Linked DNA regions of Homo sapiens: all the other regions are linked to region 3. The links are chromatin loops, found by intact Hi-C in ENCODE. Cell type or tissue: PC-9. All regions are shown on one strand. Links, peaks and the distances in the headings refer to the core of each region. The heading gives the core; the rest is flanking DNA.

Region 1 (10,939 bases), core at 1,432-9,431, 420 kb before region 3:
GAGGCTGATTTTGTAACTGCATTTGGAATTTAGATTCTTACTACTTTCAAACAAATGCTATGTAAACATGAAAATTAAGTAATCAAATGATTCTTTGCCCTCCTTCTACGACACTTTTCACTTGAAAATACAAATCCTGAAAACATCCCACTAAGGAAATGAAGTCCCTCGGCTTTGGAAATATACTTTAACCAAGTGGAGAGCAGACTGCCCTGACCTCATGAAGATCACAGGCACAGGGAAACTTCACAAAGGCCCTGGGCAACTCAGCCCAGAAACTCTGCCCAGGCCCAAACAAGCCCTTTGCATTCTCCTGCTTTTACCAACCAACCCCAGGAGCCTGGCCTGTATTCTCAAGGTTGGCCTCCACTCCTCCTAGCCCTTAAGGTCCTCCCCGCAAGTCTGGCTGTAACAGGGCCTATGGTGTCCCCCAACACTCCTTTCATTACTGCTCTAGTTTGAGAAAAGGGCAGAGTGTGATAAAAGTGCAGAATGCAAGGACCAATAGCACTCACCCAACATGTGCAACAGCCCAAACTCCTCACAAGCCCGAGCCAGTAGAGTCATTAGACCCTCATTTTACAGAGAAGAGAATCAAAGCCCAGAGAACTTGTAAAATCTGCCTGAGGTGACACAGCTGACAGAGTGGAGCCCAGTCAAGCCATTGCTGGTGCCAGTGATTTCCCTGCCTCACTGCAGACTTGGCGTCTTAGACTCAGCTCCATTCAGTGGTTCAGAATTAGGGCTTTAGAGGTAGATAATCCTAGTTAGAGTCTCAGACCAATTACCTCCAAGCTATGTGACCTCAAGTAGATTATTTAACCTCTCTGGCTTCAGTTATCCAAGTCAAAGCTCAATGAATAGTAGCCATTATTATCACTTCTTTCTCAGATGCTAATCTGTAGTGTAAGCCTCTGTTCTCAAACTTTCCTTTGCATAAGGACCACCTAGGGGAACTTTTTAAATGCAGATTACTCCTGCTCTGCTCTTGGGACCTCTGAGCCTGGTCCAGGAGGAACTATTTGAATGTTTGTTTTGTTTTGTTTTGTTTTGTTTTGTTTGAGAGAGTCTCACTCTGTCACGTAGGCTGGAGTGTGATCTCAGCTCACTGCAGCCTCAGCCTCCTGGACTCAAGGGTTCTTCCCACCTCTCAGCCTCCCGAGTAGCTGGGACTACAGGCGCCTGCCACCACACCCAGCTAATTTCTGTATTTTTTGTAGAGACAGGCTTTTGCCATATTACCCAGGCTGGTCATAAATGCCCCTGCTCAAGCCATCTGCCTGCCTTGTCCTCCCAAAGTGTTGAGATTACAGGCATGTGCCACCGTGCCCAGCCTTAAATATTTTAATAAAATTCCTGGATGTTCTTATGCAGAGAGCCAAGCATTGACAAATGGCAAGCAAGTGCTTCTATCCTGTGCTTTTACTCCTTTGAAATGAAAGTGTCCACTAGACCATAAACACATTTGTTTCCCTTAGGAAAACTCTAGCTCTAAGAATTTGAAGTATTTCTTCTAAAACAGATTCCACTCCACATTTGTCTTCTACTGGTGGCTTTCAAATTTTTTTTACCATAACCACAATAAGAAATACACTTTACACAGTGACAAAGAATATGCATGTTTATATATACATACATAAATAAATTTTCCATAAAATAACATCTTCACTTTTCACACTTCTATTTTTCATCCATTTTCTCTTGTAATGCTGACCACAACCCTTTAATTTTATTTCACAACCCAGTAGTGAGTTGCAATCAAGAAAGACTAACAGTAAGATGACCCAGATGTTGGAATTAGCAGACAAGGATTTTAAAGAAATTATTATAACTAATATTAAAAGATATAAAGGAAAATATGCATGTAATAAGCAGATTAAAAATTTAAGGTTGGGAGTGGTGGCTGACACGTGTAATCCCAGCACTTTAGGAGGCCAAAGAAGGAGGATCACCTGAGGCCAGGAGTTCAAGATCAGCCTGGCAACATAGTGAGACCCTGTATCTACAAAAAAAATTTTAATTAGCCAGGCATGGTGGCATAAGCCTGTAGTCTCAGCTACTTGGAAGGCTGAGGCAGGAGAATTGCTTGAGCCGAGGAATCTGAGGCTACGGTGAGCTGTGAATATAGCACTGCATTCCAGCTTGGGTGACAGAGCAAGATACCCTCTCTAAAAAAAAAAAAAAAAAGAAAAGAAGAAGAAGAAAAGAAAGAAAGAAAGGAAGAAAAGCTAAGCAAAGAAATGGAAGGAATCACATGGAAATCCTAGAACTTAAAATTACAGGCCAAGCATGGTGCCTCATGCCTATAATTCCAGCACTTTGAGAGGCCAAGGTAGGAGGATTGCTGGAGGCCAGGCGTTCAAAGCCAGCTTGGTCAACATAGTGAGACCTCATCTCTACAAAAATTAGCTGGGCATGGTAGCACATGCCGGTAGTTCCAGCTACTAGGGAGGCTGAGGTGGGTGGATCAGTTGAGCCCCAGAGATCGAGGCTGCAATCAGCTGTGATCACGCCATTGCCTTCCAGCATGGGTGACAGAGTGAGATCCCGTCAAAAAAAAAAAGGGGGGCCAGGCACAGTGGCTCATACCTGTAATCCCAGCACTTTGGGAGGCTGAGGCAAGTGGGTCACCTGAGGTCAGGGGTTCAAGATCAGCCTGACCAACATGGAGAAACTCCATCTCTACTAAAAATACAAATATTAGCAGGGCATGGTGGTGCATGCCTATAATCCCAGCTACTCAGGAGGCTGAGGCAGGAGAACTGCTTGAACTCAGGAGGCAGAGGCTGTGGTGAGCTGAGATCATGCCATTGCACTCCAGCCTGAGCAACAAGAGTGAAACTCCATCTCAAAAAAAAGAAAAAAGAAAAGAAAATATAAATAAAAAGTACACATACGAAATAAAAACCCCACTGAATGGGCAGACTGAGATGGCAGAAGAAAGAGTCAGTAAACTAGAAATTACCTAGTTTGAAAAACAGGGAGACAAAAAGATTGAAAACAAAAGGCTCAGAGACCTATAGGACAATATCAAGCAATCTACCCTACATATAATTGGAACCCCAGAATGACCAAAAAGAGAAAAGAGAGCTAAAAAAAAAACTGTCCAGGAATGATGGCCAAAAACTTCCCTAATCTAGTGAACAACATAAATTTACAGTTTCAAGAAGCTCAGCAAATTCAAGCAGGAGAAATAAAAACCACATCTAGGTATATCACTGCTGAAAACCAAAGATAAAGAGAAGAATCTTTAAAGCAACCAAGGAAAAATGACTCATTACTACAGGAGAACAATGATAGTTTTAATAGACAACTTCTCATCTAAAACAATGGAAGCCAGAGACAGTGGTGTAATATTTAAATCTTTTTTTAAAAAAAACTGTCAACCCAAAATTCTATATTGAGTAAAAATATATTTTAAGAATGAAAGCAAAATAAAGCCATTTTCAGATAAATGACAACTAAAAGAATGCATCACAGCAGACCTATGCTACAATAAATGCTAAAGGAAAAAGCTTAGGCTGGAAGAAAATGAAACCAGATGGAAACTCAGCTCTTCAGGGAGAAATAAAGACTACCAGATGGCCAGGTATGGTTGCTAACACCTGTAATCCCAGCACTTTGGGAAGCCAGGGCAGGAGGATCGCTTGAGCCTAGGAGTTCAAGACCAGACTGGGCAACAAAGCAACAACATATCCTACAAAAAATTTTTTTAATTAGCTGGACATGGTGGTGCATGCCTGTGGTACCCACCACTTGGGAGGCTGAGTTTGGAGGATCACTTGTGCCCAGGAGTTCAAGGCTGCAGTGAGCTATGATCACACCACCACACTTCATTCAACCTGGATGACAGAATGAGAGTCCATCTCAAAAAAAAAAAAAAAAAAAAGACCACCAGAAATAATAAATATGTAGGCAAATATAAAAGATTATCTTTTCTTTTCTTTCTCTTTATTTAAATACATATGACTATTTAAGGCAAAATTGTAACGAAGTATTGTGGTAGCTACAGCATTCTCATACATAATACATGTGACAACTATAGCATAAAGCAGGAGTCAACAAACTTTTTCTGTAAATAGTAAGACAGGAAATATTTTAGGCTCTGTAAACCATGTGGTCTCTGTTACAACTATTCAACTATACCATCACATGGCATGAAAGTAGCCATAAACAATACATAAGTGAATGTGTGTAGTTATGTTGCAATAAAATAAAAGCAGATACAGCCAAGATTTGACTCACCAGTAAGAGTTTGCCAACCCCTGGCATAAAGGATTGGGGGTAAATAAAACTGTATGGTTGCAAAATTTTTATATGTAATATGAACTGGTATCATAATTCCAGGTAGACTATAAAAAGTTAAGGACATATATTATAATCCCTAGAGCAACTATTCAAAATAAAAATGCAAAGAATAGGGCCGGGCACAGTGGCTCAAGCCTGTAATCCCAGCACTTTGGGAGGCCGAGGCAGGTGGATCACAAGGTCAGGAGATCGAGACCATCCTGGCTAACACAGTGAAACCCCGTCTCTACTAAAAATACAAAAAAATTAGCCAGGAGTGGTGGCGGGTGCCTGTAGTCCCAGCTACTCGGGAGGCTGAGGCAGAAGAATGGCGTGAATCCAGGAGGCAGAGCTTGCAGTAAGCCGAGATTGCGCCACTGCACTCCAGCCTGGGCGACAGAGCGAGAGTCCGTCTCCAAAAAAAAAAAGGTGCAAAGAATAACAGAAAAGCCAATATCGAAAAATAAAATGGGACCAGGCACAGTGGCTCACAGCTGCAATTCTAACACACTGAAAAGCCAAGGTGAGAGGATTTCTTGGGTCCAGGAGTTCATACCAGCTAGGGCAACATAGCAAGACCTCCATCTCTACAAAAAAAAAAAAAAAAAAAAAAAAAAAAAAAAAAACCAGCCAGGCATGGTGGCATGCACCTATAGTCCTAGCTACTCAGAAGGCTGAGACAAGAGGATTCCTTGAGCCCAGGAGTTTGAAGATGCAGTGAGCTATTATCACACCAAGGTACTCCAGCCTGAGTGATAGAGTGAGACAATGTCTCCAAAAATAAGTAAATAAATTTTAAAAATGTAATTTTAAGAAAATACCCAACTGACTCTAGAGAAAACAGCAAAGGAAAAACAGAGGAACAAAAACAAACCAATGAAACAAACAGAAAACAAATAGACATAAGTCCAAATCTATTGATATTTATATTAAATCTAAATGGACAAAATTTGGCAGAGGTTATCAAACTAAATGAAAAAAACAAGACCCAACTATATGCTTTCTACAAGAGACATACTTGTGCCAGTTACCAATTTATTGCCTCTCAGCCCCAAATTCACCTTTCATTGCAGGTCCTGTAAAAATGGAGCTAGGTTCTTTAGATATTTTCCCTTTGCCATCTAGCAAAATACCAAGTTTTGTCAGTAGAGGGCACTAGAGAAACACTGCAGGAAGAAAGGATTTTCTTTCCTGGTTTTGTAGTGCTCTCTCAGCAGATAACCTGAGGCACTTTCAGCTTCTATAGTGCCCAGCTCCTGAAGTTCACAGTAGTCAGAAGTAAACAGAAGGCAGCAACTTCTGCATACCCTCTCAGGCAGTTTCATAGCAGAAAAAACCTCTAGCAAAACTCACTCCGCATTAACGACTTTCATTGGTACCCTAGAAAATAAGTGTCTGGATGGGCCGGGCGCGGTGGCTCACACCTGTAATCCCCAGCACTTTGGGAGGCCGAGGCGGGCGGATTAGACCATCCTGGCTAACATGGTGAAACCCCGTCTCTACTAAAAATACAAAAAATTAGCCGGCCGTGGTGGCGGGCGCCTGTAGTCCCAGCTACTCAGGAAGCTGAGACAGGAGAATGGCGTGAACCTGGGAGGCAGAGCTTGGAGTGAGCCGAGATCGAGCCACGGCACTCCAGCCTGGGCGACAGAGCGAGAGTCCGTCTGAAAAAAAAAAAAAAAAAAGGAAAAGAAAGTAAGTATCTGGCAAGTTTTGGAGGGTGGATTTCCAGCAAGTTCTGGGGTTTTTCTTATTGTTCATTTATTTATTTATTTATTCTTTAGAAACAGAGTCTCGCTCTGTCGCCCGGGATGGAGTGCAGTGGCGTGATCTTGGCTCACTGCAACATCTGCCTCCCAGGTTCAAACGATTCTGCTGCCTTAACCTCCCAAGTAGCTGGATTACAGGTGCCCACCATCATGCCCAGCTGACTTTTCTATGTTTAGTAGAGATGGGTTTTCACCATGTTGGCCAGGCTGGTCTCGAACTCCTGCTCAGGTGATCCACCCACCTTGGCTTCCCAAAGTGTTGGGATTACAGGCATGAGCTACCATGCCTGGCCACATTAAGTTCTGTTAATGTGGCATCACATTGGCTTCTCTGCCATTCAATGAGCCACCCTCTTCAACAAGGTCTAGCTCTCAGCTTGGCAAGAAGGGCATGCGAGGTAGTAGTAGAGAGGAAGGGCATTCTTCTCTGGGCAACCTATCTCAGCCTTAAGGACAGTGGCTGCTCCTTATATCTGCTATTTCTATATTCTTTAGAGTTTTCTTTACTACTAGCCAATCTCTCATTATTTCAATCGCGTTTTATTTAATAATTCTTTATATTAAGCATTCCCACTTCAAATTGCTGTATCATTTTTGTCTGTTGATTAGACCCTCACTAATTTGACCTTTCAATATAAAGACAGATAGATCAAAAGAAAAAGATGTAAAAAGATATACCCTGCAAACAATAAGCATGAAAAAGCTGGACTGGCTATCTTATGATCATATAGTCTTCAAGACAGAGTATGCCAGAGATACAGTGGGACATTACACAGTGATTAAAGATTTAATTCATCAGGAAGACGTGTATGTACTTAAAAACAGAACTCCAAGATACATAAAGAAAAACCGATAGAATTAAATGAAAAAACTAACAAATCTATAAACATCATTGAAGATTTTAATATCTTTTTCTCAGTAATTGATAGAACAATCCAAAAAAATAGCAAAGACATAGAAATTTTCTTTTCTTTTCTTTTTTTTTTTTTTGAGATGGAGTTTCACTCTTATTGCCCAGGCTGGAATGCAATGGTGCCATCTCAGCTCACTGCAACCTTCGCCTCCTGGGTTCAAGCAATTCTCCTGCCTCAGCTTCCCAAGTAGCTGGGATTACAGGCACCTGCTACCACGCGCAGCTAATTTTTATATTTTTAGTAGAGACAGAGTTTCATTATGTTGTCCAGGCTGGTCTCGAACTCCCGACCTCAGGTGATCCACCTGCCTCGGCCTCCCAAAGTGCTGGGATTACAGGTGTGAGCCACCGTACCTGGCCAATAACATACTTCTAAATAACAATAGGTCAAAGAATAAATCACAAGGAAAATTTTAAACATTTCAAAGTGAACGATAATTAAAATACAACATATCGAATATATGGAATACAGATAAGCAGTGATTAGGCCAGAGGTTCCCCAAATTTCTTGGTTCACAATGCCTTCCTTCATTGTCTCAGTAAGTTTTTACAGTTCCCCTGGCCCAAAAAAAGACCACATAAGAGTTACATTTATTAAGTACAGTCATATGTTGCTTAATGAAGAGAATACATTCTGAGAAAGGCATCATTAGGCGATTTCATCATTGTGCAAACATGATAGAGTGTACTTACACAAACCTAGGTGGTATAGTCTGCTACACACCTAGGCTATATAATAGGGCCTATTGCTTCTGGGCTACAAACCTGTATAGCATGTTACTGTACTGAATACTATAGGCAATGAGAACACAATGGTATGTATTTGCGTATCCAAATATATCTAAATATAGAGGCCGGGTGCGGTGGCTCATGCCTGTAATCCCAGCACTTTGGGAGGCCAAGTCAGGCAGATCACCTGAGGTCAGGAGTTTGAGACCAGCCTGGCCAACATGGTGAAACCCCGTCTCTACTAAAAATACAAAAATTAGCTGACCATGGTGGCAGGCGCCTGTAATCCCAGCTACTCAGGAGGCTAAGGCAGGAGAATCACTTGAACCCAGGAGGCAGAGGTTGCAGTGAGCCAAGATCGCACCAGCGCACTCCAGCCTGGGGGACAAGAGTGAGACTTCATCTCAAAAACAAACAAAAAAACAAAACAACAACAACAACAACAAAACCATAGAAAAGATACAGTAAAAAATAGACAAACGGGATCTAATTAAACTAAAGAGCTTCTGCACAGCAAAAGAAACTACCATCAGAGTGAACAGGCAACCTGCAGAATGGGAGAAAATTTTTGCAATCTACCCATCTGACAAAGGGCTAATATCCAGAATCTACAAAGAACTTAAACAAATTTACAAGAAAAAAACAACCCCATCAAAAAGTGGGCAAAGGATATGAACAGACAATTCTCAAAAGTAGACATCTATGCAGCCAACAGACACATGAAAAAATGCTCATCATCCCTGATCATCAGAGAAATGCAAATCAAAACCACAATGAGATAGCATCTCATGCCAGTTAGAATGGCAATCATTAAAAAGTCAAGAAACAACAGATGCTGGAGAGGATGTGAAGAAATAGGAATGCTTTTACACTGTTGGTGGGAGTGTAAATTAGTTCAACCATTGTGGAAGACAGTGTGGCGATTCCTCAAGGATCTAGAACTAGATTACCCAGCAATCCCATTACTGGGTATATACCCGCAGGATTATAAATCATGCTACTATAAAGACATATGAACACGTATGTTTATTGTGGCACTATTCACAATAGCAGACTTGGAACCAACCCAAATGTCCATCAGTGATAGACTGGATTAAGCAAATGTGGCACATATACACCACGGAATACTATGCAGTCATAAAAAAGATGAGTTCATGTCCTTTGCAAGGACATGGATGAAGCTGGAAACCATCATCCTCAGCAAATTATCACAAGGACAGAAAACCAAACACCACATGTTCTCACTCATAGGTGGGAATTGAACAATGAGATCACTTGGACACAAGGTGGGGAACATCACACACCGGGGCCTGCTGGGGAGGGGGGCCGGGGGAGGGATAGCATTAGGAGAAATACCTAAGATAAGTGATGAGTTAATGGGTGCAGCAAACCAACATGGCACATATATACCTATGTATCAAACCTGCACATTGTGCCCATGTACCCTAGAACTTAAAGTATAATGAAAAAAAGAAAAGACATGGTAAAAATATGGCATATAAAATTTAAAATGGTATACCTGTATAGACCACTTACCATGAATGAAGCTTGCAGGACTTGAAAGTTGCTCAGGGTGTCAGTCAGTGAATGTGAAGGCCTAGGACATTACTGTACACTATGGTAGACACTTCGGCTACACTAAATATATTTAAAATTTTTTCTTCAATAATAAATTAACCTTCGCTTACTGTTGCGTTTTTCTTTCTTTTTTTTTTTTTTTTTTTTTTGAGACAGAGTCTCACTCTGTCACCCAGGCTGGAGTGCAGTGGTACAATCTCAGCTTACTGCAACCTCCACCTCCCAGGTTCAAGCAATTCTAATTCCTCAGCCCCCTGAGTAGGTGAGACTACAGGCACCTGCCACCATATCCTGCTAATTTTTGTATTTTTAGTAGAGATAGGGTTTTGCCATGTTGGCCAGACTGGTCTCGAGCTCCTGGCCTCAAGTGATCTACCCGCCTTGGCCTCCCAAAGTGCTGGGATTACAGGCATGAGCCACTGCACCCACCCTACTACTACTTTTTTACTTTATAAACTTTTAAAGTTTTCTTTAACTTTTTGACTCTTTTGTGATAATACTTATCTTAAAACATACATTGTATAGCTGTACAAAAATATTTTCTTTATATCCTTATTCTATAAGGTGTTTTTTTTTTTTTTTTTTTTGAGATGGAGTCTCGCTCTCAACCCAGGCTGGAGTGGAGTACAATGGCATGATCTCGGCTCACTGTAGCCTTTCGCTCCTGGGTTCAAGCGATTTCCAGTGCTAATTCTTGTATTTCTAGTAGAGACAGGGTTTCACCATGTTGGCAAGGCTGGTCTTGAACTCCTGACTTCAAGTCATCTGCCCACCTCGGCCACCCAAATTGCTGGGATTACAGGCATGAGCCATGGCACCCGGCCTGCTTTTTTCTATTTTTAAAATTTTTTACTATTTTTTTTACTTTTAAAACTTTTGTTACAAACTAAGATAAAAACACACATATCAGTCTAGCCCTATAGAGGGTCAGGATCATTAATATCACTGTCTTCCACCTCTACATCTTGTCCCACTGGAAGGTCTTCAGGATCAATTACATGCACTGATCTGTCATTTCCTATGATAACAATGCCTTCTTCTGAAATGCTTCCTGAAGGACCTGCCTGAGGCTCTTAATGGGGTGGTGTCACTCTTTTTAGAAATATGTTCAAGGTGGTTTGCTTGATTTCTTTCTTTTTTTATTTTTTAATTGTAGATTTGCTTGTAACCAGGTAATGCGCCATGGACATTCCTCTCTCTTAATGAAAACCTTTCCCTGTTAGGGTCTATGTTTTCAAACTTTTTTTTTTTTTTTTTTTTGAGATGGAGTCTCACTCTTGTCCCCCAGGCTGGAGTGCAGTGGTGTGATCTGGGCTCACTGCAACCTCCTCCTCCTGGGCTCAAGGGATTCTCCTGCCTCAGCCTCCTGAGTAGCTGAGATTACAGGCACCTGCCACCACTTCCAACTAATTTTTGTATTTTTAGTAGAGATGGGGTTTCACCATGTTGGCCAGGCTGGTCTCAAACTCCTGACCTCAAGTGATCCACCCGCCTCAGCCTCCCAAAGTGCTGGGATTATAGGCGTGAACCACCGCACCCAGCCTGTTTTCAAACTTTTTAAGGAGCTTTTTGAGGTCTGCAAAAGCTTCTGATAAACCCTTCACTGTGAATTTTCTTGGTGGTTCTTGTTTTATATCTCTTACAGTTTCCTTTTCTCTTGCCT
Region 2 (10,939 bases), core at 1,567-9,566, 94 kb before region 3:
GGAATCATGATATGTGGCCTTTTGTAAGCATGACATTGTGCCTAACTTTTTTCACTTAGCGTGTTTTCAAGGTTCATCTGTGTTGTAGCATGTATCAGTACTTAATTCATTTTTATTGCTGAATATATGGATATACTACAGTTTGTTCATTCATTAGTTGATAAACATTTGAGTTGTTTCTACCTTTTGACTTATGAATAATGCTGCTATGAATATTGGTATATAAGGTTTTGCATGGACATGTTTTCATTTCTCTTGGGTATATACGTATGAGTGGAATTGGTGTGTCATATGACAACTGTAATTAGCATTTTCAGGACTGCCAGACTGTTTTTCAAAGTGGCTACATCCTTTTGCATCCCTACTAGTAGTGTGAAGCTTCTGATTTCTCTACATCTTTGCTAGTATGTGTGTGCGCGCGTGTGTGTGTGTGTGTGTGTGTATTTTTTTAAATAATGGTAGCGTCTCACTATGTTGCCCAAGCTGAGAGTGCAGTGACTGTTCACAGGTGTGAACATCACATGCTACAGCCTCGAACTCCTGGCCTCAAGTGATCTTCCTGCCCCATCCTCCTGAGTAGCTGGGACTACAGGCATGTGCCATCATGCACAGCTACTTTCCACATCTTTGATAACACTTCTTATTGTCTTTTTACTATAGCCATCTTACTGAGTGAAAAGTGATACCTTATTGTGGCCTAATGACTGACAATGTTGAGCATCTTTTTGTGTGCATATTGACCACTTGTATATCTTCTTTGAAAAAATGTCTATTCAGAATTTTTGCCTATTTTTAAATTGGATTGTTTTTTGGTTACAGAGTTCTTTGTATATTCTAGATATGAGTCCCTTTTCAGATATTTTTTATTTTCTTGATGATGTCTTTTGAAGAATTGGGCTTTAATGAAGTTCGTTTAATCTATTTTTTCTTTTGTTGTTTGTGCTTTTGGTGTTATATCTAAGAAGTCATTAATCCAAGATCATGAAAGATGTATGCCTTTTTTTTCTGGTATATAGAAATTGACTTTATATGTATGCCTCCTTTTTTCTTTTCAGAGTTTTATAGTTTTAGCTTTTACATCTAGGTCTTTTCCGATTTTTAAGCCTAAGTTTTTTAGGTTTTTTTTTTTTGCCTTGAACAGAGAGAGATATTACTAAATGTCAGTTTTGTTTTAGTTTTGATTGCTAATGTTTTGGTGTATTTCCTTCTAATGTTTTCATATACATGTGTACATGCTCTTATGCATAGACATATGTGTGCACATGTGTACACACACACACACACACACTTTTTAAAACCAGATGGAAGTTTTGTTGACTCTGACTTCCTGATTGGAAATGCAAGCAACTCTCACTTACTACAGGAAAGAGGGAGTCACAGTGGAATGTCTTATTTTAGAAGTAGTATATAACCTTTGGGAATAGTAGTATAAACAGATTGTGCATTTTCAGATTTTTATTTTTATTTTTATTTTTTCGAGACAGAGTCTCGCACTGTCGCCCAGGCTGGAGTGCAGTAGCGTGATCTTGGCTCACTGCAAGCTCCGCTTCCCGGGTTCACGCCATTCTCCTGCCTCAGCCTCCCGAGTAGTTGGGACTACAGGCACCCGCCACCAGGCCTGGCTAATTTTTTGTATTTTTAGTAGAGACGGGGTTTCACCGTGTTAGCCAGGATGGTCTCGATCTTCTGACCTCGTGATCCACCCACTTCAGCCTCCCAAAGTGCTGGGATTACAGGTGTGAGCCACAGTGCCTGGCCCATTTTCAGATTTTTAAATCTCATTGTGAACATTAACCAAACTTGTGTTTTGTATCTATATCAAAATCTTCTCAAACAAACTTACTCATTCAGAATTTATGATAACTTGGATGTGCTATCCCAACATGTTTTTTGTTTATTTGTTTGTAGTATCTATAAATTGAACTCTAGGTTAAATTGCCTGACCTTGGCTAGGTGTGGTGGCTCATGACTGTAACCTCCACACTTTGGAAGGCTGAGGTGGGAAGATGGCTTGAGCCTAGGAGTTCAAGGCCAGCTTGTGCAACATAGTGGGACCCCCCATCTCTACAAATAATAATAATTTTTTAAAATTGCTTGACCCTTTTTTAGGTGGAGATGGGGTAAGATTGTATGTGTGTGTATACAGTTGCTCAGTAAATATCTCTTATGAATGTTGAGTGTTGTATGAGTATTAAATATGTAACAGTAGGTTTTAAATAATTTTTCCTGTTATTCTCATAGGTAAACCATTCTTATCAGACCATATGTTTATTTTTCTATTAGAAAATTTCTGTCTTTCTGTACACACACACACACACACACACACACACACACACACACACACAGATCCAGATATTCCTCGACTTCCAATGAGGTTACATTGTAATAAACCTATCATGAGTTGGAAATTTTTAGGTCAACAGTGCACTTAATACACCTAACCTTCTGAATGTCATAGCTTAGCCTATCCTACCTAAAACATGCTCAGAACACTTATGTTAGCCTATAATTGGGCAAAATCATAAAACACAAAGCCTGTTTTATAATACAGTATTGGATATCTCATGTAATTTATTGAATACTGTACTGAAAGTGAAAAACAGGCTGTATGAGTACTTGAAGTATTGTTTCTACTGAATGCATATTGCTTTTGCACCATTGTAAAGTCAAAAAACCATAAGTTGTATCATTGTTAAGTTGGGGACCACCTGTATATATGTGTTTATATATAATATTTATATGTACAAATGTATGTTTATTCGAAGACACAAATATAATTGAATGTTTGATTATGATATCTATTGTGGGCAAAAATAGTACCTTAATGTCAACCTAGAATTTTCAAAGTACATTATTATGCATTATTGTCACCCTCTATAAAATAGGTAGATGAGAAACAGAAGTCCAAAAAGGCTAACTCTCTTACCCCAATTTACACAGCTAATATATGCTGGAGGTTTCATGTGAACCCAAGTATTCTGATTTTTTTAGACCAAGTCCTTTTATTCTATGATGTCCTTTTGGGGGAATCAAATCATTGATTGTGTCAAAATAAATCTAGATGACACTATTCAACTTTATAGTGACTTTCTTGCCTCTTTCCTTCCTTCCTTTAATAAGTGTATGAATATGACATATTTACATATTTGGTTTTTTAGGTATAATTAACATTTTTAAAAGGAACAGATTTTAGATATTCAGCTCAATGAGTTTTGACAGTTGTATACACCCATGTAATCACCACCTAAGATAATGAACATTTCACCCCAGAAAAGTCGTTCATGCGTCTTTCCATTCAGTCCCTTCTCCCTTACCCCATGCAACCACACTTCTGATTTCTGTCTGAAGTTTTGTTGTTCTTGGATTTCATGTAAATGGAGTGCACGAGATGCATTCTTTCATGGCTGGCTTCTTTTGTTTAACATGTTTTCAGAGAGTCATCCTTGTGTGGGTATCAGGTTTGTGTTTGTTTTAAATTTTGCTGAGTAGTATTTCATCGTACGAATTTACCACAATTTGTTTATCCATTTTTCTCTTGATGGATGTTTGGGTTTTTGTCTGTTACAAATAAGGTTGCTGTAAACATTCTTGTACAAATCTTTTTGTCAACCAATATTTTCATTTTTCTTGGGTATCTAAGAATAGAATAGAGTCGATGTATATTCAATTTAAAATAAACTGCCAGTTAGTTCTTAGAAGTGGATGGATCATTTTATAGTCTCCTAAGCAGTGTACAAGTATTCCAGTTGTTCCACATCTTCACTAATGTTTGATATCTGTAGTGTTTTTGATAGTAATCATTGTAGGTATGTGAAATAGTATCTTATTGTGGTTTAAATTTGCATTCTTCTGATTCCTAAAGATGTTGATTATCTTTTCATGTGTTTATTGGCTATTCGTATATGTGTGTGTGTGTGTGTGTGTGTGTGAAGTATCTGTTCAAGTCTTTTGCGTACATTTTATTAGGTTTCATATTTTTTACTAATTGTAAAAGTTGTTTATACATCATGGATACAGCCCTTTGTCAAACAGATGTGTTGTGGATATTTTTTTGCCAGTTTGTGACTTGTTTATTACTTTTATTAATGATGTTTATAGTAGTTTTTAAAGAAAAAGTAATTATGTAGTTTTTTGGATAGATCCAGAAACTTAAGGGAGAATAAATTTAAATATCTTTTCAAATTAACAAAGCAGAATATTAAAAAATCTAAATGGACTAACCTTTAGGTACTTTCTAATGGTCTCTTTGGTAAGTACCTGTTCTTTTTTAATTGTTAAACTCGAATCAGAGATTAGTGATAAACTTACCTAGCTGACTGCATTACCTCTTTCAGAGAGTATATACTCCTGAGTGGATGGAAGTCATGAAACTCAAAACTTATTACTCAGCAAAGTGCTAATGTTGCAGGTGAATTTTCACAACCCTATGCGAACACACTTTCTGGAGAACACGTTCTTTCCCTTTGTGTCTTGCTTTCAGTCTGCATAGTGCTCTCAAATGAGTTAGTAGTGCACAAGACCTCGGTGAGGCAGAGAGCATGGTTGTGGGAATGGAATGGTTATGCCGAATGCAAAATCTATGACGATCTAGGTCAGTAGTCTTCCAAACCTAGAATCTTTCAACTCTCCCATGCTTTTTCTCAGCTTAAGCATGTGTCTACACACACCACATACACACACCCTCCCTTCATATCGGTAAAGCAAAAAGCCCACATGTTAGGCGGAGCATTTACTAATCCTGGGGGCCAAGATCTGTAACTAGCCAGCTCCTTATGATGAAGAATTCTATGTCTTCCTCAGCAAGCCAAGCTTGTATATCTCTAAAGAGTAGTTTGGAAACAGCTCTTCCACCTCTCATCCCCAGGAATTAGTGTAGTCCAACTTTATGCCTACATACTTATGTGAACACATATAGATATGCATACAAGTTGAAAATCCTTATATATTTATGTCAAAAGTGGCTTATGATAGGTACACAGGGATTTTCATTCTTGCTGTCTTAGTTCATTTTGGCTGCTATTAAAAAATACCTTCGATGGAGTAATTTATAAACAACAGAAATTTATTGCTCACAATTCTGGAGGCTGGAAGTTCAAGATCAAGGTACCAGCAGATTCAGTGTCTGGTGAGGGAGGGCTTGCTCTCTGCTTCCAAGATGGCACCTTGCTGCTGTGTGCTTGCATGTACCTTGCTGCTGTGTGCTTGCATGTACCTTGCTGCTGTGTGCTTGCATGGTAGGAGAGACAAGGCAGCTCCCTTCAACCTCATTTATAAGGGCACTAATCCCATTCACTAGGGCAGAACCATCATGACTTAATCACCTCCCAAAAGGCCCTACTTCTTAATACTATAATGTTGGATATTAGTTCCAACATATGCATTGTGGGGAAACACCAATATTCGGATCATAGCACTTCCCTTACCCTAGTTAGGAGTATATGTAGTGTTAATTTGTAACACCCTCGCATATATCATCACTCAGCAATGAGCACATTGCATTTATTTCTTTTAAACTATCACTATCCTATTTTAGAAAGAACCATAGCATTTCCTATTGCTTTACAAAAATATGAACGGTTGGTGGTGTGCAAGGCTGAGTCACTGTCTGTTCCTGTTCCTCTTGAGTCAGTCCTAGTGACAGCTAGTTCTGTGACTTTTACTGTTTATCTGGTTATTTTATACGCACATACTGTGTTCATCTGGAGTTGATGTGACCTTAAATAAATTGAAGTTAGATTTTCATCAGTCTCGATAAGGGAAGACTTTATAATGAGTTGCTTAGATTGGATATTTTGTGGTTGGAGGGAAATCATTTCAATCTATAGGAGACAACAGATCAAAGAAGGAAATAAACAAAGGACTTGGCACAAGCAGGGCCCAGCCTCCAACCTCTTTGTGAACCTTGCCCCAGGGGTAGGATTGAGAGGGCAGAAGGTTGAATAGGCCTAATCCTGTATACAGCCCCTCGGCCTTTGGCACTGTGGAGGCATGGTGACATCTCAAAATTACATCCTTTTCCCCGCTAACTTTTGCTGTCAGCTTTAGTTGATTTTCTCATTAAAAAATTCATATGATATAAGATTAAATGGAAGTTTTTTATTCTTTCCATTTCTGTTATATATGGGTAACCCTCATTCAAAATGAGATTTGTTCTCTTTTATGTATCTTTTAAACTCAGTTCTAGAACAAAGAAATGACAACAGAATACTGAAAAATAGAAAGCATCTAAGTCTGTTTTAGTATTAATGTTTGTATCTCTTTTAAAAAATAGGCGGGAAATTTAAGCAATTAGAGAATTAGAAGCTAATTTTGGTGATTTCATGAGTGAAAAAAATTCAGCAAAGGTATGATATAGAGTGGTATGTTATCTAATGTAAGCATTAGTAACAGAAGCAGCAAGATGCCAAATTTAGCAATGTCCATTTACATTTATATAGCTGTGTATCATTGTGATTTAATTTAAAATTTTATATATCTTAGTGTCGATTATTTCAGGTCACTAGCTATATTTGATTAGGTTTTTTGATGTTCATATATAATAAGCTTTTTAAAAAACCTTGGGTCCACAGTAACTAACGCCAACCAGTTTAAAAAATATATTTGCCAAATTACCAAATTTACCATGAAGAAGAATATGCGAGAGAAGACTTAGTCTATAAAGAAGCCATTGTTTCTAAGACCAGGTCTGTTTCTTGTTGTTGTTGCGTAGTTAATACATTCATATGTTTTGAAATTTAAAAGGTACAATAGAGTATGCTATGAAAATTATTTCTCCCAGCTATTCAGTTTCTCTTTCCAGGAGGCAATCAATGTTTTAATCTTTAAGCCACTTGGGTTTTGAGAAACTTAGGTAAATTTTGACATATTTATGATCAAATGTGTGCCTAATATTTTATGTTCTGTTTTTGTCATTTGGCGTGATTTTATTATCAAATCATATTGCCCAATTAATAGCATAGAATTGTATCTACTTAGCTGTTTTATTGGGAATTTGAATTTCTTCCTGTTCAATTTTGCTGCTATTAAAAATAGCAAACATTAGCATATTTGTAGAAATACAGGTACTATTTTTTATTGAAAAGTTACTGTATTTATGAAATTCTCTATATTAAAGATTATATTTACTGCAAGCAGTGCTTTTCCCCTTTGGAAAGCTGTTATTAATGATATCATTTATAATCAATAGAGTCTTAGAAGAAATATGGTATTTCTCTGTATTTGTTTCGCAGAGAGGAAACACCCAGTTCAAGAGTTTGATAACATCATAGTCCCTCATTCTGAGTTGCTTGATTTATTACCAGTATAATTGAACTAATCTCAGATTTTACTCCCCCTTCCCTATCCCCAGTTTAATATGTAGGATAGAGAGAGTGGTCAACCTCAGAATCCGAAAAAGAACAGTGCATATTTGCCATGTGTGTTTCCCTTTAAGCATTATAAACATCCAGAGTTTTAGACAAATTATTACGTTGGTACAAAAGTAACTGCGGTTTTTGCAGTCTTTATCTTTGCTAAAATTATTCAGCGTTTCTGGAAAGTATTTGCCTTATGTTCCTAGGCCTATCATGAGGTTTTAAAAATGTATACTAATTACTAAAAAAAAAAAAATTTTAAGAGATAGGGGTCTTGCTCCATTGCCCAGGCTGGCCTTGAACTCCTGGGCTCAAGTAATCCTCCTGCCTCAGTCTTGTGAGCAGCTGGGACTACAGGCATGTGTCATTGCACTTGGCTTGTATGTTAATTTTTAAAACATATACAAATCATTAATTGTCAGAAGTTTTCCTCCTTCAAACATAGGCATGAAACAAACTTACAGATGTGTGCCTTGCTATAGTGTCATTGATTATTTGCACTCTTACTTGCTAGATTATATGTGTTTATAAATGCACATCAATTGAGTTTTGTGGTTATGTCCTGTGCGTTGTTGGGATTTGGTATGTGTGCTAGGTAACTAATCTTCAAAGCATACAACAATTAAGGTGTATGTATTTTTAAAATGTAGTCCCAGCTGGGTGCAGTGGCTCACGCCTGTAATCTTAGCATTTTGGAAGGCCAAGGCGAGTGGATCGCTTGAGCCTAGCAGTTCGAGATCAGCCTGGGCAACATGGTAAGACCCCCATCTCTACAAAAAATACAAAAATTAGCTGGGCGTGGTGGTGCACGCTTGTAGTCCCAGCTACTCGGGAAGCTGAGGTGGGAGGATCACCTGAACCTGGGGAGGTTGAGGTTGCAGTGAGCTGTTCCTGCCACTGCACTCCAGCCTGGGTGACAGAGTGAGGCCCTGTCTCAAACAAACAAACACAAACAAAATGTAGTCAGTTATTTCTTTTTATTGTACCATTTTTGTAAAGTTTCAGTAGAAAGCCTATTACTTGTATACTTCAAAAAATTTGAAGCATTGTTAAAGGAGTATAAATCTCAATCAATTATTTCTAAAAGAGAGAAGGAAGAGGAGGAGGCAGCTGTGGGGTGGGGGTGGGGGACACGGATTGGAGTACTCCTGCCCAGCAGGATGTTATAATTTACTAATGATTACAAACATGAAAGACCTTAGTATTTATTTAAACATAATGTCCACATTTAACACTTGGCACCCAGGGACTGACACTGTCTGGTAGTGGCAAATTTGGGGGAATTAGAATAAAAATTTGTGGTTCTATTCATTTTTAAATCTGCTTTAGTTAAAACATAAAGCAGATATGCAACCATTATTTAAGATAGTCTTTGCAACCATTATTTAAACAAGAGATTTCAGGGAAGTAGTAAACTTTTTCAATTGATTTGGTCTTTAATACTAGCTACAGGAGCAATTACTTGGATTATCATTTTAACATAATTTTTCATGCAGCAATCCTTTTGAAAGTATTGTTTGCTTAGATTGAAACATTAAAGTGCTTCCTTCTGCCTGCAGTACAACAGATTCAAAGAGAGAGAAAGGCAGGCAAATCAACATGTAAAATTGGGTCAGTACATCGTTGGGGGACCTGTGTGCCAGTGGTCTGGATTGTGTCGAGTTGAGGAGTTAGAGGAAACCATGAGAGAGAGATAGCAAATTGCTGCACCTCCCTGCTCGAAGGACAAAGAGGGGATTAAGGCCCTGGGGAATCCAGGACAATAAGCTGTCCATGAAGAGGGAAGGAATTTAGTATCAGTGCTGGCAATTTTGAATATTGAAAGGAGTTAAGGAGTCAGGATTGGAATAGGGGTAGTTGGGGGATTTATAGTCCCAAGGCAATTAGGAAAATGGGCTGAGCCATGTTCCTGCCCCTTGGAAGCGGGTCTGGGAGGGCTTTGGGTTTTAGATAAGTGAGCAGGAATGTGGGCAAAGGTTGAGCACTGAAGTGCCATTGAAAGCTGCATGTGAATTTTTAGGTGTTCTATACCTGTGGAATTACAGTGCCCCAGATTTCATATTTCACATGTGATTATATACAATGATTATAATGATATGAATATCATTATGAATATTATATGAGTATGGTTATGATTACATAATATAAACAGCTACAGTTGAAGATGTACAAATGGGATTTTTCATTTCATGAAAGGAGATATATATTTTATTTATTTTTATATATCCATAGTCACACACATTTTTTTCTTTCTTACAGAAACCAAAAAAAAGAAGTTGGTAGAAGTTTTGTTAAACGTTTTTTTTTTTTCTCTACTAGTTAACAGATTTCAGATGCAAATATACTCTCATTATCCAAATTCAAATCTCTGTCACTCACCACAGGAATATAGAATGTGGCTTTGATCTTGAGGGTGTTGTACTCATGGTAACTAGATGTTCCATTTCTCAGCTTTGCCTTGAAGAGTTTTTCTGGTTTTGTCTTGAAATGATACTGAAATTTATCTTTCTAAATTCTTCCCTTTTGTGTGGGTGTAGCCATGTACCTGTATCAGAGTTTTGCTTAGGATAATACATTTTAGAATTGGAACTGGAGGAGACTTTTCCCCTTCTGACTTAAGGCACCAAAGTAGTTTTAATTGCTCTACAATCCAAGGAAGCAGAAGCAAGTGGGTCTGCTGCCAAGAACGCTTACCACAAAGAGGAAAAAAATAATTGTAGCTCTGAATTTTAGCTCTGGCTTGTAAAATATGACAGTCTTTTACTATCTCTTTTTCTTTCATTGAGTACCTTGCTGCCACATCTGGCTCCGCTTTTTTTTCCAAATGGGTTTATTTTGTTATTTTGAATATGGCTGGGGTGATCCTGGAAAGACTGGTCTGAGAAACAATCTTGACATTTCAGCTAGAAACAAACCCAGAGGTAGATTGATCTGAGACAGAGTTTGGGACCATCCCTCTGAACCTCTCCAGGGTTGGCCTAAGTGTCAAACTGTCATTCCCCCCTGAGGAAGGAAGTTTCACCTCCTTCTTTTCAAGATAGCAAGATGTGGAGGCTTTGCTGGATTTTCCTTTTTTACGCTGCCAGTCGGGCTCTGATGTGGAATCTGCCTGTCTCTTCTCCCTTGCCTACAGGCTGGAGGCTCTCAGGTCATTTTTACCAACCCATTGGAGATAGTGAAGATTCGTCTGCAAGTAGCTGGAGAGATCACCACGGGACCCAGAGTCAGCGCCCTGAATGTGCTCCGGGACTTGGGAATTTTTGGTCTGTATAAGGTGGGTAGGTTTAGGTTATAATGTACTCAATAAAATATGAAAGAATGTGGAAACCAGACTTCTTCCCTCCAAGTTGAAAAGCAATCTTGTCCAGCAGGGTAGTCTGTGGAGCAGAAAATCAAACAAAAAGAAAAGAATCAGGACACTTGTATGAGAGGCAGTGGGATACACATGCAGCCTCTCCTGTTGTCATCAGGCTTTTATGAAACTGCCAGCAAGGAGGCCAGCACCGCAGACCTGCTGGCCTCAGGCTCACAGCCTTTCATTTGCTGGGGGGCTTGGGAAAACTTTCCCTGGTGCTCTCTTTGGGTTG
Region 3 (10,939 bases), core at 1,770-9,769:
GTACAGGTGCATGCACACATCTCACATGTCTTCATGTATTTTCCTATTATATTTCTTCTAATTGTCTTTATTCTTACATTAACATCGTGTTTGCTCAATATGAGTTCATTAGGTTTCATTCTGAGACCTGGGCACTCTTTTTAAATGTCACATATTTAGAAATGCATTATTTCACTGCCAATATCACCATCACAATATTAATTACCTCTATGAAAGCTGGATATGATTTAGTAGAATTCATCATTTTCTATTACTCTGTGTGTGTGTGTGTGTGTGTGTGTGTGTGTGTGTGTGTGTGTATATATACATAAAAATGAATATACTCAGCCCTCTTGAAAATTAATGTTTCCAAGTGAGTCTGTGCTCTCAAAGGAGACAACGTACATATTAAGGTTAAAAAGATGTGGCTGGGTGCGGTGGCTCAAGCCTGCTACCCCAGCACTTTGGGAGGCTGAGGTGGGTGGATCACCTGAGGTCAGGAGTTCGAGACCAGCCTGGCCAACATGGTGAAACCCTGTCTTTACTAAAAATACAAAATTAGCTGGGCGCGGTTGTGCATGCTTGTAATCCCAGTTACTTGGGAGGCTGAGGCAGGAGAATCGCTTGAACGTGGGAGGTGGAGGTTGCAGTGAGCCAAGATCGTGCCACTGCACTCCAGCCTGGGCAACAAGAAGGAAATGCCATCTCAAAGAAAAAAAGAAAGATGTAAGGTCACCTCACTCAAAAAGAGGATTTTTCTCTCCGTTAAACTCACAAGAAACCAATTTTGTATTCATTATCTAACAAGAACAAATACTTTAAAAAATATTAACTATTTGTTTTTGTGTTTTACAATTTATCATTAAAAAAACTATGCTTCACACTAAACATAGCACACTACCCTTAGGGCTTTCCAATAAAGTCAACAGTATCTTTAAATTAATGATGTAATCACTACAATGTAAATTCTATGAAAGCAAGGACCATGAATGTTTTATCTTCTGTGGTAAACCATAGTATTTTAATAAAGTTGGTAACTTAATATTTGTTCTATACATGAATAAATATTTTTCTTACCATTATTACTCCCTGTATTAATTTACAATATTCTAAAAGGTCTCTAATAATCTCTGGGTTGTCCATAAAACTCATGGGGACATGTTTTAATTCACATTAATTTAAAAAACTTAAGTGTCAAAGTACTTTTGAAAGCAAACTTGCTGACACTGAATTAAAATAATCTACTATTCAAAATCAGGAACGATGAGTCATAATGTACACAGTATAGTATCTACATAAAAATAATGTATAATATCAAATAAAGACATTTAATAAATATAGTAATTTTTAATCTTGGGAAACATTTTTACTATGGTAATGTTGTAGAAGGGAAAAAAAAACGCTTTCACTTAAAAATGCCAGTTGATTATTAATTGTCTAAAGGAATAGTGGCTGGGTGCAGTGGCTCATGCCTATAATCCCAGCACGTTCGGAGGCCAAGGTGGGTGGATCACTTGAGTCTGGGAATTCGAGTCCAGCCTGGGCAATATGGCAAAACCCTGTCTCTATAAAAAATACAAAAATTAGCCAGGCATGATGGTGCGTGCCTGCAGTCCCAGCTACTCGGGAGGCTGATGTGGGAGGATCGTTTGAGCCCAGGAGGCAGAGGTTGCAGTGAGCCAAGATTGCGCCACTGCCCTCCAGTCTGGGTGACAGAGACCCTGTCTGCAAAAAAAATAAAAAATAAAGGAATAATGACATATTTGTATAAAAATATAGAAGCACAAAATATGAAAAAAAATTTTAACCCTATAAAAATGAATTTACACTAGACAAATTGTCTTTATTCTGTAATGCATACTATTTTATAAGGTAATAACATTATTTCTAAAAAGAAAATTTTGATTTTCCTTAAATGAAAGAGTTATGTCATTTTCCTCCAAAGATAGTATAGCTTAGATTTGTGATTTTGGTTCTATTTGGAAAGCACTTCTCAAATTCAAGCTGGCAAGCTTTATGTGCCTTTTAATTGTTAATGATAACCTGATTATTCAAGAGCTGATTGAAGTATTGAGTTTACAGATCATCCAGCCACCTTGCTTTTTTTTTCTTGCCCTGTCTTTTAGATATTTATTACTGGTTTGTAACTTCAACTAGAGGGACTCAGGCATAAAAAGCTTAAAACTTCTAACAGCTTATGTCTTATTAAAAGGTGTGTTAAGAGATTTTCTTGGTGAGGACATGCAACTTCCTGGCCCAAAATAAGCATTCTTAATCAGCTGTGGATTTTGACTACCTATGTTTAATTTCATTTCAGAAGTCAAAAAGTACATTTAATACTCACTATTTTGTGTGTGTGTGTGTGTGTGTGTGTGAGAGAGACAAAGAGGAATAAGTAGTAATACTTTTCCCAATATGATCTTTGAAAGAAAGCTGAAATCTTACTGAACTTTTGAAAAGCAAGTCCCAACATGTATGCAGGATCCTAAAACAAACACGAAATGTAATTTTACAAGGAAGATGCAAGTTCAGGAATGCTTGACAGTAAACATTCTCAATGTTGTCCTTAGCAGTTATTCCTTACTCTTGACATTTTATGCATTATTATTCTCTATCTTAATTAGCAGAACTAATGACTTAATAGAACAGAATTGAACTGTTTAACAGAATTGTTTACATTTTCAATTACTGAATGGGGAATCAAGCACAAGAGAGAGGTTTTACACTATTTACACCCAAAACATTCACGTAATAACCAACAAAAAGTTTAAACAGAAAAATCTAAAAGCATTAATATCTCTATTTTTAATATAAAATAATTAGCATAAAACCGGTTGACTATTTAGTACTAAGTTAATTAAATGTGACAGTTAAAATATTATTAAAAAAAAACAAAGAAACCTTTTTTTTCTCCCAGTGTCCAACAGAGAATTTCTATGCCATTTTAGATTTTAAAATGTTAGGACTAACTCGACACAACTATTTAGAGTCCCTTTAAAGTATCAACAGTATTTGGGCACTGAATGCATTCTATCATTAAAACATTAAAAGGAAAATTACTGTACCTAGATCCCACGGCGCCATCTCCAGAGTCTTGGCTTCCAGCTTCACTTGGAGTGCTCACAGATTTGGAGGATGGAGACATAGGAGGAGGGACTAAATAGTGAAATAGACAGGTATCCGCTGTTACTACACGGAGAGGTTGCTCAGCTTATGACGTTTCAAAAATAATTTAATGAAGTAATTAACAAAAAAGAAAAAAACAATGGCAAACCAAAAATCAAAAATATATGAATGAAAATGAACAGCAGAAAGAAAGGGGAAAAGACAAAAAGTTAACAATGCATGCTGAAGATTCATGCAATTTTTCTGGCAAAATGCATTTGAGCTTTATAATTTTTTTAAAAAGGCAAGATTATGGAAGGATGCATCTTCATCTCATCCATCACCAAATGTGGCCACTAATTTTCAAAGGAGAGCATTCCTTCTCCCCCTTGTAACTTTTCACTTTTAATATCACCAGATTATAAATATTATTTACAATTGCTGCCAAAATTCAACTCTGAAATATGTTTCATTAAGTTATTTAATCTCTAGTTTCTCAAGATTTATTTTAAAATATTAACTTTTGTCTAATAATTTTTTCTTTCAAAAAGTAATGTTTAAAATGATTTCACTGCCTCCCCCCCAAAAAAAGATATCAATTTAGAGAAATGACTGCAGCTAAAGGAATGGCTCCTTTAAAATGTTCATTAGTTTCCAGCAATTTGGGTGAAAAATGCAAACAGGCAATAAAACAGCATGCCTTCTAGACATTATGCATAACATAAAGTGATGCATGCAAATAAACAAGGCAAGACTTATGGGAACTTCCTTACCCCAGTATTCAGAAAAAACTGAAGTGTACAGACAAAGATACAGACACCCAAAATATTCTTAATCCCTTCTTATAGAAAAATACACATTTTTCATAGTATATAAAATAAACAGCAAGTGCTTTCCCCTAGATCCTCAACTTTTAACATTATATAACAACAGCTGAACGTGCACATTTCATGCTATGACATTTGTAAAACTTTTTGATTACCGTTGCAGGGAGTATAGGAGGATCATCACTGCCATCTTCTGGTTAAATTTTATCATAAATGTCCCCAATCCCAAGTATCTTTTCAAAATAATTTTTCAGTGTATGATATTAAGTGACTAATACAGTTTATGTTGAGCTGAAAGCCCTTCTTTTAACAGTCTACTGAAAAGAAGGCAAGTTCCTAGTTATATAGGAACTAAAGAAATAAGTATTTAATTAAAAGTCTGTGTTTTTTAGGATAGTCACATTCATTGAACCTTAAAATTATGTCTAAATGTTTATACACGCTGCAGTAAAAACAGTGGGCTTGGTAATCTATCAAAATGTATAATATATTATGATGGCTCACATCTTAAACATAAGTATAAAACTGATCATCCTTATTTTTTCAATGGTAAATTCTAATTGACACCAATAAGATTATAAGAAAAAAAAATCACAACTAGAATATTTCTTTCCTAAGATACAGTGGCTAACTGCTTAAATTTCAAAGGACTATAAAAACTTCATCAATGTTTCTAATATTGTGATTAAATGTGTCAGAAACAACTATAAGACCAGATAGCTTCCTATAGTTTACATGTAGGTGGCACTGTGCTAGGTGCTGTATGTATAATTCAAAGTACCTAAAAATGATTTTCATCTAAAGTAGAAGAATATTAATGTCCCTTAATTTATCTTAGGTTACATTTCTTCATTTTTTGTCCATCTTTCACTGTGAGGCTTCCCCTAGTCTAAGTCCCAACTGATATAGGACTAGAGTAATACTTAACAGTTGTTTGCCTACTGTGCTGTAAACACAAATAAATGTTTATTAAATTATAGTGAGGCACCACAATGTTTTCAAGATTTTTAAAGAAGAAATTTTGTATGCTTTAAATTACATACCTAATTTCATACTCAGAAAAACAATTTTTCCAAGTGTACATATCAGAGGTTGGAGGAAAATTAGTAAAATTCCCATCAATCTATTTGTGATGAACTACAGAATTCTTTTTCAGTTTAACATGCTTTTCCCCCTTTCTGATGATTTCAAGTATCAATGACTCCACTGAACAAGTTCAACAGTATTTTACTTGGTTAAAGACTACATTTTTAAAAAATGTTAATCAAAATTCTTTACAGAAACAGGCTAAATACTAATTACACAGATAAACAGATACATTAACAGCCAGTTCTGAAATAAAAGTTTCAGAAATAAAAAATAAAAGGGTGATGCTACCATATTATCACAGTTTCTTAGCCAAAGCCAAAATAAATCACAGTGACTTCACATTTGTAATTATATAAATATCTCCATCCCAGAACTATCTTCTTTCTCCCAAATATAGGTTCAAGCCAAATGATGGAAAAGACTCTATAAAGGACTCTTAGCTATTATCTGAGCCACAGCTACATTTTGCAATAATAAATAATGTATACCACAGAAGGGACAATCCTAGAAAAAAATTACTATCATTACAAAAGGAGGAATATTAATTTTTAAAAAGGGGAATGATAGTGTTATTTGGTAACTGCTACATTTTAATCCAATTAATCTAGAAAAATCAAAGAATACTAGAATTATGCAAGAAGGCAAATACCACTATATTCCCAGACTTCAATAAACCCCTGAGAACAAATGAATGCATGCATTCAGGAGGCCAAAACAAAACAGAAACACTAATCAACTCACAGGTTCTCAAATGTAAGAAAAGACTCACTTCTGGAATTCATTTTTAAAGACAGTTTGTAAGTCTAATCAGCCTTGAAAATAACATAAACCATTACTAATTAATTTTTGCCAAGTATCTGAGATATGATCTGCTTAGTAAGAACAGTGATTCAATCAGATTACCTTTACTCCACAGTTCTGCACATAAACAGCCTAAAACAGGTTTTAAATGGTATAAAGTAAAGGAATTAATATAAACATAGGTGAATATGTTAATGAATTTCAGCTTCTTAGAAGTTTAGAGCACAGATACCTATTCTCTTCTTTGACAACTGTCACAGAAGAAAAAAAAAAAGAAAAAAAAAAAAAGCTAAACCATGGCAGTCACTGATCATGTAGGTAATGTGAGAAAGACTGTACTTCTTTAACTATCCAGGACAAAAAGGCAATCAAGAAAGCCTTTCCTACCAGCTTAGACCTTGTCCTTCCAAGGATATAAAATTAACACTGCTGGCTTCTGGCCTGTGAAGAAACAACTAGAATATTTTTAGACCACAAAGGACCTGGGAATGCACCTAGATTTAGAATTAGCATTAAGTCTGGGTCAACCACTCAGAACTACACAGAAGTCTCAAGGGCAAAGGATGGCACATAGCTGAATTATTTTTCAAGTAGAAGAAAGCCTCTGGCAAGAAGGGGTTTTTATCAGGAAGAAAGACCTGGAAAAGGTAGAAAGCTAAGGAAGGTGAATGTAGGGAATGGGAGTGTTGGTAGAAGACTGTGAAATGGAAGGAGTGAGCTTTTGGGATGCGTGGAACCCAAAGTTGTGAAGTCTCTTCTAAGGTCATCAATGATACTCAGTACTCAAACACAGTCCACGTTACAATAATGCCCCCTTCTGGACACAAGTGTTCTTAGCCCGGAATATTAAAATTTAAATAACTACCTATTTTTCATACCTTACTTTTTTTTGACCTTCTGAAAGATGTTACTTTAAACCTTAACTCTCTGAAATATTAATTTCTTCCTTCCCCTTGCTCTTTCTCTTCATAATGAGGTTTAAATATCCTCTACTAATCTCTCGTAAGAGTTTCATTTCCTTTATTCTCCTTGTCAATGTGATTTAGAGCATTACATTAAAAAAAAGAAATTAATAAGTGAAAATAACATTTTAGCTCGGGTGTGATGTGTCATGCCTATAATCTCAGCACTTTGGGGGACTGAGGCAAAAGGATTCCTTGATCCTAGAAATTTGAGACAAGCCTGGCCAGCATAACAAGACTCTGTCTCTACAAAAAATCAGCTGGGCATGGTGGCGCATGGCTGTAGTCCCAGCTACTCAGGAGGCTGAGGCGGGAGGATTGTTTGAGCCCAGGAGGTCAAGGCTGCAGTGAGCCATGGTTGCACCACTGTATTCCAGCCTGGGTAACAGAGTGAGGCCCTGTCTCAAAAAATAATTAAATTAAACAATACGATTTAGTTGTTGTCCTAAAGCAGAATGGCTTTAATTCGCCCTTACCAGGCGGTAAGACATGACCTAGTAATAATGGAACAAAAATTTAGGTGTCTAGCCTGTGATGGCACCAGAGGTAAAAATGTAAGTAATATATTCTCCTTGCTCTCAAGAATCTCTAACAAAAAGTCATCAAGTTGCCAAATAATTAAGAATCTACCAGTAGGCAGGGACAGTGACTCATGCCTGTAATCCCAGCATCTTGGAAGGTCAAGGCAGGAGGATCGCTTAAAGCCAGGAGTTTGATACCAGCCTGCACACTCAGCCTGTAGAGATGGGTGAGTCCCCATTTCTACAAAAACAAAAAAATTAGATGGCTATGGTAGTGTGAACCTGTAGTCCAAGCTACTTGGGAGGCTGAGGTGAAAGTACTGCTTGAGCCTGGAGGTAGAAGCTGCAGTTTGTGCCACTGTACTCCAACCTGAACAACAGAGTGAGACTGTTTAAAAAAAAAAAAACTACCAGCAAAGAAAAGTTATGAGAGGTTTGATTAGCTGTATCTCTTTTTTCTTTAAACCAATTGTTTTTAGTAGGAAAAAAAAATCCACTTTAGGAAAACAATAGATTGATTTTTTAAAATAAACCCAGTGTTTTTATACTTCTATGCTTTAAAAATATTTAATAAGGAGTACATTCTATATTGAAAAGAAAAACAAGTATCCATCCTAAGTCATGATACAAAATAGATTTTTTACTGTGGTTTACTGTCAAAAAAGGTTTGAAAGCCATGGCCTTCATCCGTATCCTGTATTTTTCAGGCCAAATTACAAATAAATACTGGACTTGTAGGCATATGTTTTAAGGATTATGAAATGCACTTAGCCTAATTTTCTAACGGTAATGAGATCTTCAGAAAGCCTTTAACCCTTCACAGGTTCCATTATAATGGTAAATCTGCCAACAAGAAAGGGAAACATCATTTAGAAATAAGAACCTCAAAGAAAGGAAAAGATGTAGATCTAACTTGGAAACTTAAATTCTTAAATCTAAATACAGTGTTAACCTTTTCTGGGAAGGAACAGCCAACCCTTTGTTCATAGCTATTTGGAGAAACTGGTAATTCAACTGTTAATCAGCTCATGCTGCTTTGATAAACACAATCTCACATGCCTACACATTATTGAAAATTTCAAATAGATATCATAAGCTAAATAAATTAAAGCAATGACATTTGGCTTGTTTTTCAAAGCATATTTATTTACTGCTCCCTACAATGTTCTATCTTGACCAGAATTGAGTCTCCACTCTTAATTACTGACAGCTAAAAACTCTGAAGTCAAATAGTTCACAACAGATAAGCTAATATTTAATCAAGAGGAAGATACTATTCCGCCCCACTCAGAAAAACCTTTGTTGAAAATTATGCCAGATAGTATACTCTGTAAAAAATTTTTTATTAATAATCTATTTATAAAATGACTGGAGATAAAATATGCTACCTTCCCCACTGTCTTATAACTAATCCAAATACTCAACAAAGTTTAAATCATATATAAAATGTTCTTCAAAACCTTTCTATAGCCAATCATGTTCACTAGGGACATTTTTATTTTAAAAAGTAGCTACTTAACTAAATTATCTCTCCATGGCTTAATTTAGTAATAACATTAAACTAACAGTATGAAGTTTAATGGTATCTTTCTTCCTTCTCCCTTTCTCTCTTGTATCTACACTCATAAACAAACAAAAAAAAAGTTGGCATAAAGAAAAACAGCAAGGGGCTGGGCACAGTGGCTCACACCTATAATCCCAGCACTTTGGGAGGACCAGGTGGGTGGATCACTTGAGGTCAGGAGTTCGAGACTAGCCCGGCCAACATGGTGAAACCCCGTCTCTACCAAAAATACAAAAATTAGCTGGGCTTGTTGGCAGATGTCTGTAATCCCAGCTACTCAGGTGGCTGAGGCAGGGGAATTGCTTGAACCTGGGAGGTGGAGATCGTGCCACTGCACTCCAGCCCGGGAGAGAGAGCAAGACTCCGTCTCCAAAAAAAAGAAAAATAGCAGGGGAATGATCTCTTTTAAAGTTTATAGTCTAAACATGCCCATTCAAGATGAATATAAAAATACAATACTAATACTACAATATTTACCCCAGCAAAAAGCTTGTTTTTGAGTTCAAATCCATTAAGATAAAATCAGTTTGTTATTGGCTACAAATGGTTTATCAAGACATATTTTTTATTTTAACCAACTTTTCTCAGAGTCAACTCTCAAAAATCAGAGTCACCTAAGACAGGCTATAAAACTAGGATAATTGGCCAGGCACAGTGGCTCACACCTGTAATCCCAGCACTTTGGGAGGCTGAGTAGGGTGGATCACGAGGTCAGGAGATTGAGACCATCCTGGCTAACACGGTGAAACCCCATCTCCACTAAAAATACAAAAAATTAGCCGGGCGTGGTGGCGGGCGCCTGTAGTCCCAGCTACTTTGGATGCTGAGGCAGGAGAATGGCGGGAACCCAGGGGGTGAAGCTTGCAGTGAGCCAAGATCACGCCACTGTACTCCAGCCTGGGCGACACAGCAAGACTCTGTCTCAAAAAAACAAAAAACAAAAAACAAAAAAACTAGGGTAATTGAAAGCTGGTTATAGTTACGATTAAACAAGCCAGTCTTTAGTCTCTACAGTAGTTTGGTTTAGTGACCCATCTAAGACACTATCCTGCTTAAAACTCTATTAAAATGCCTTTCATCACTTATAAGGCTACGATTTTTTTAAATGTTGAAATCTCTCAGAAAATCCCTCAAAAATTTGTGACTTTGATTTATGGGTAAATTCTCTGTGAATGTGGGCTGGACTTAGTGTTTCTCTTCCAATGGACAGAATGTGGCAGAGGTGATGCTTTGTGACTTCCAAATCTAAGTCATAAAAAGGACAGTTTTCTTCTGACTCTCTTTTTCTCTTCGATTGCTCACTCTGGGAGAACCCAGCTAACATGCTACCAGGATACTCAAGTAGATCCGTGGAGTGGCCCACGAGGATGGGAACTCAGCTGTCCCACTAGCAACCAACACCAACTTGCCAGCCATGTGAACGAACCACCATGAAAGCAAGTCCTCGAGCCTCAGTCAAGACTTCAGATCACTAAAGCTCTAACTGAAATCTTGACTTTGACCCAATGAGAGAAGTTGAGCCAGAACCACCTAGCTAAGCTGCTACCAAATTCTTGACCAGCAGAAACTATAAGAGATAATAAATGTTTATTGTTTTGGGGAGAAAAAAACAGACATAAGAAGAAATAGAAAATCTGAAGAGACTATAACCATTAAAAAAACTTGAGCAGTTAGGGAGGCCAAGGCGGGAGGATCACTTGAGGCCAGGAGCTTGAAACCAGCCTGGGTAACATAGCGAGACCCCATCTATACAAAAAAAAATTTTTTAAACTAGCCAGGCATAGTGATACCTGCCTGTAGTCCCAGCTACTTAGGAGGCTGAGGCAGGAGGACTTGAGCCCAGGAGACTGAAGCTACAGTGAGCTGAGATCACACCACTGCACTCCAGTCTCGGCCACAGACTGAGACCCTGTCTCTAAACTGCACCCCCGCCCGCCGCCACACACACACACACACACACACACACACACACACACACACACTCCAAATGATGAATAACCCCTGCTCTCTACTCTCTGTAGAAAAAAGTCATAATCAAGGCAGTTTTAAAATGGAAATCTAATGAGCTTTTAAGAAACAGGCATCTTTTAT

What was found. Hi-C counts contacts between places; a loop is a spot of excess contacts. Peaks named below come from ENCODE experiments on the same cell type or tissue, not always from the same donor. Only the 100,000 strongest peaks of a DNase experiment are listed, where the experiment ranks them.
Region 1: a loop joins it to region 3, with 8 times the contacts of the local background. A loop is called at or near these places in 22 of 110 quality-filtered maps.
Region 2: a loop joins it to region 3, with 2.3 times the contacts of the local background. A loop is called at or near these places in 4 of 110 quality-filtered maps.

What each region holds. Positions count from the first base shown.
Region 1 is chr2:172,121,940-172,132,878 of GRCh38, reverse strand. No RefSeq gene overlaps it. Among named protein-coding and RNA genes, the nearest start is that of DLX2-DT, 24 kb to the right of the region's middle. RefSeq lists enhancers at 1-563, 564-1,258 and a silencer at 5,906-6,082. In PC-9, for the core only: CTCF peaks have their summits at 5,226 and 5,443 (motif pointing right); DNase peaks (open chromatin) are centred at 4,218 and 5,458.
Region 2 is chr2:171,793,314-171,804,252 of GRCh38, reverse strand. SLC25A12 (solute carrier family 25 member 12) reads left to right here. Exons shown (of 18, transcript NM_003705.5): 14 at 10,486-10,626. Among named protein-coding and RNA genes, the nearest start is that of SLC25A12, 95 kb to the left of the region's middle. RefSeq lists an enhancer at 5,564-6,094. In PC-9, for the core only: no CTCF peak of the experiment used is centred there; a DNase peak (open chromatin) is centred at 5,622; H3K27ac peaks cover 803 bases.
Region 3 is chr2:171,699,483-171,710,421 of GRCh38, reverse strand. It overlaps DYNC1I2 (dynein cytoplasmic 1 intermediate chain 2), which reads right to left. Exons shown (of 18, transcript NM_001378.3): 4 at 3,858-3,875; 5 at 3,045-3,135. Among named protein-coding and RNA genes, the nearest start is that of DYNC1I2, 17 kb to the right of the region's middle. In PC-9, for the core only: CTCF peaks have their summits at 3,872, 4,075 (motif pointing left), 6,419 and 6,618 (motif pointing left); a DNase peak (open chromatin) is centred at 6,591; H3K27ac peaks cover 1,164 bases.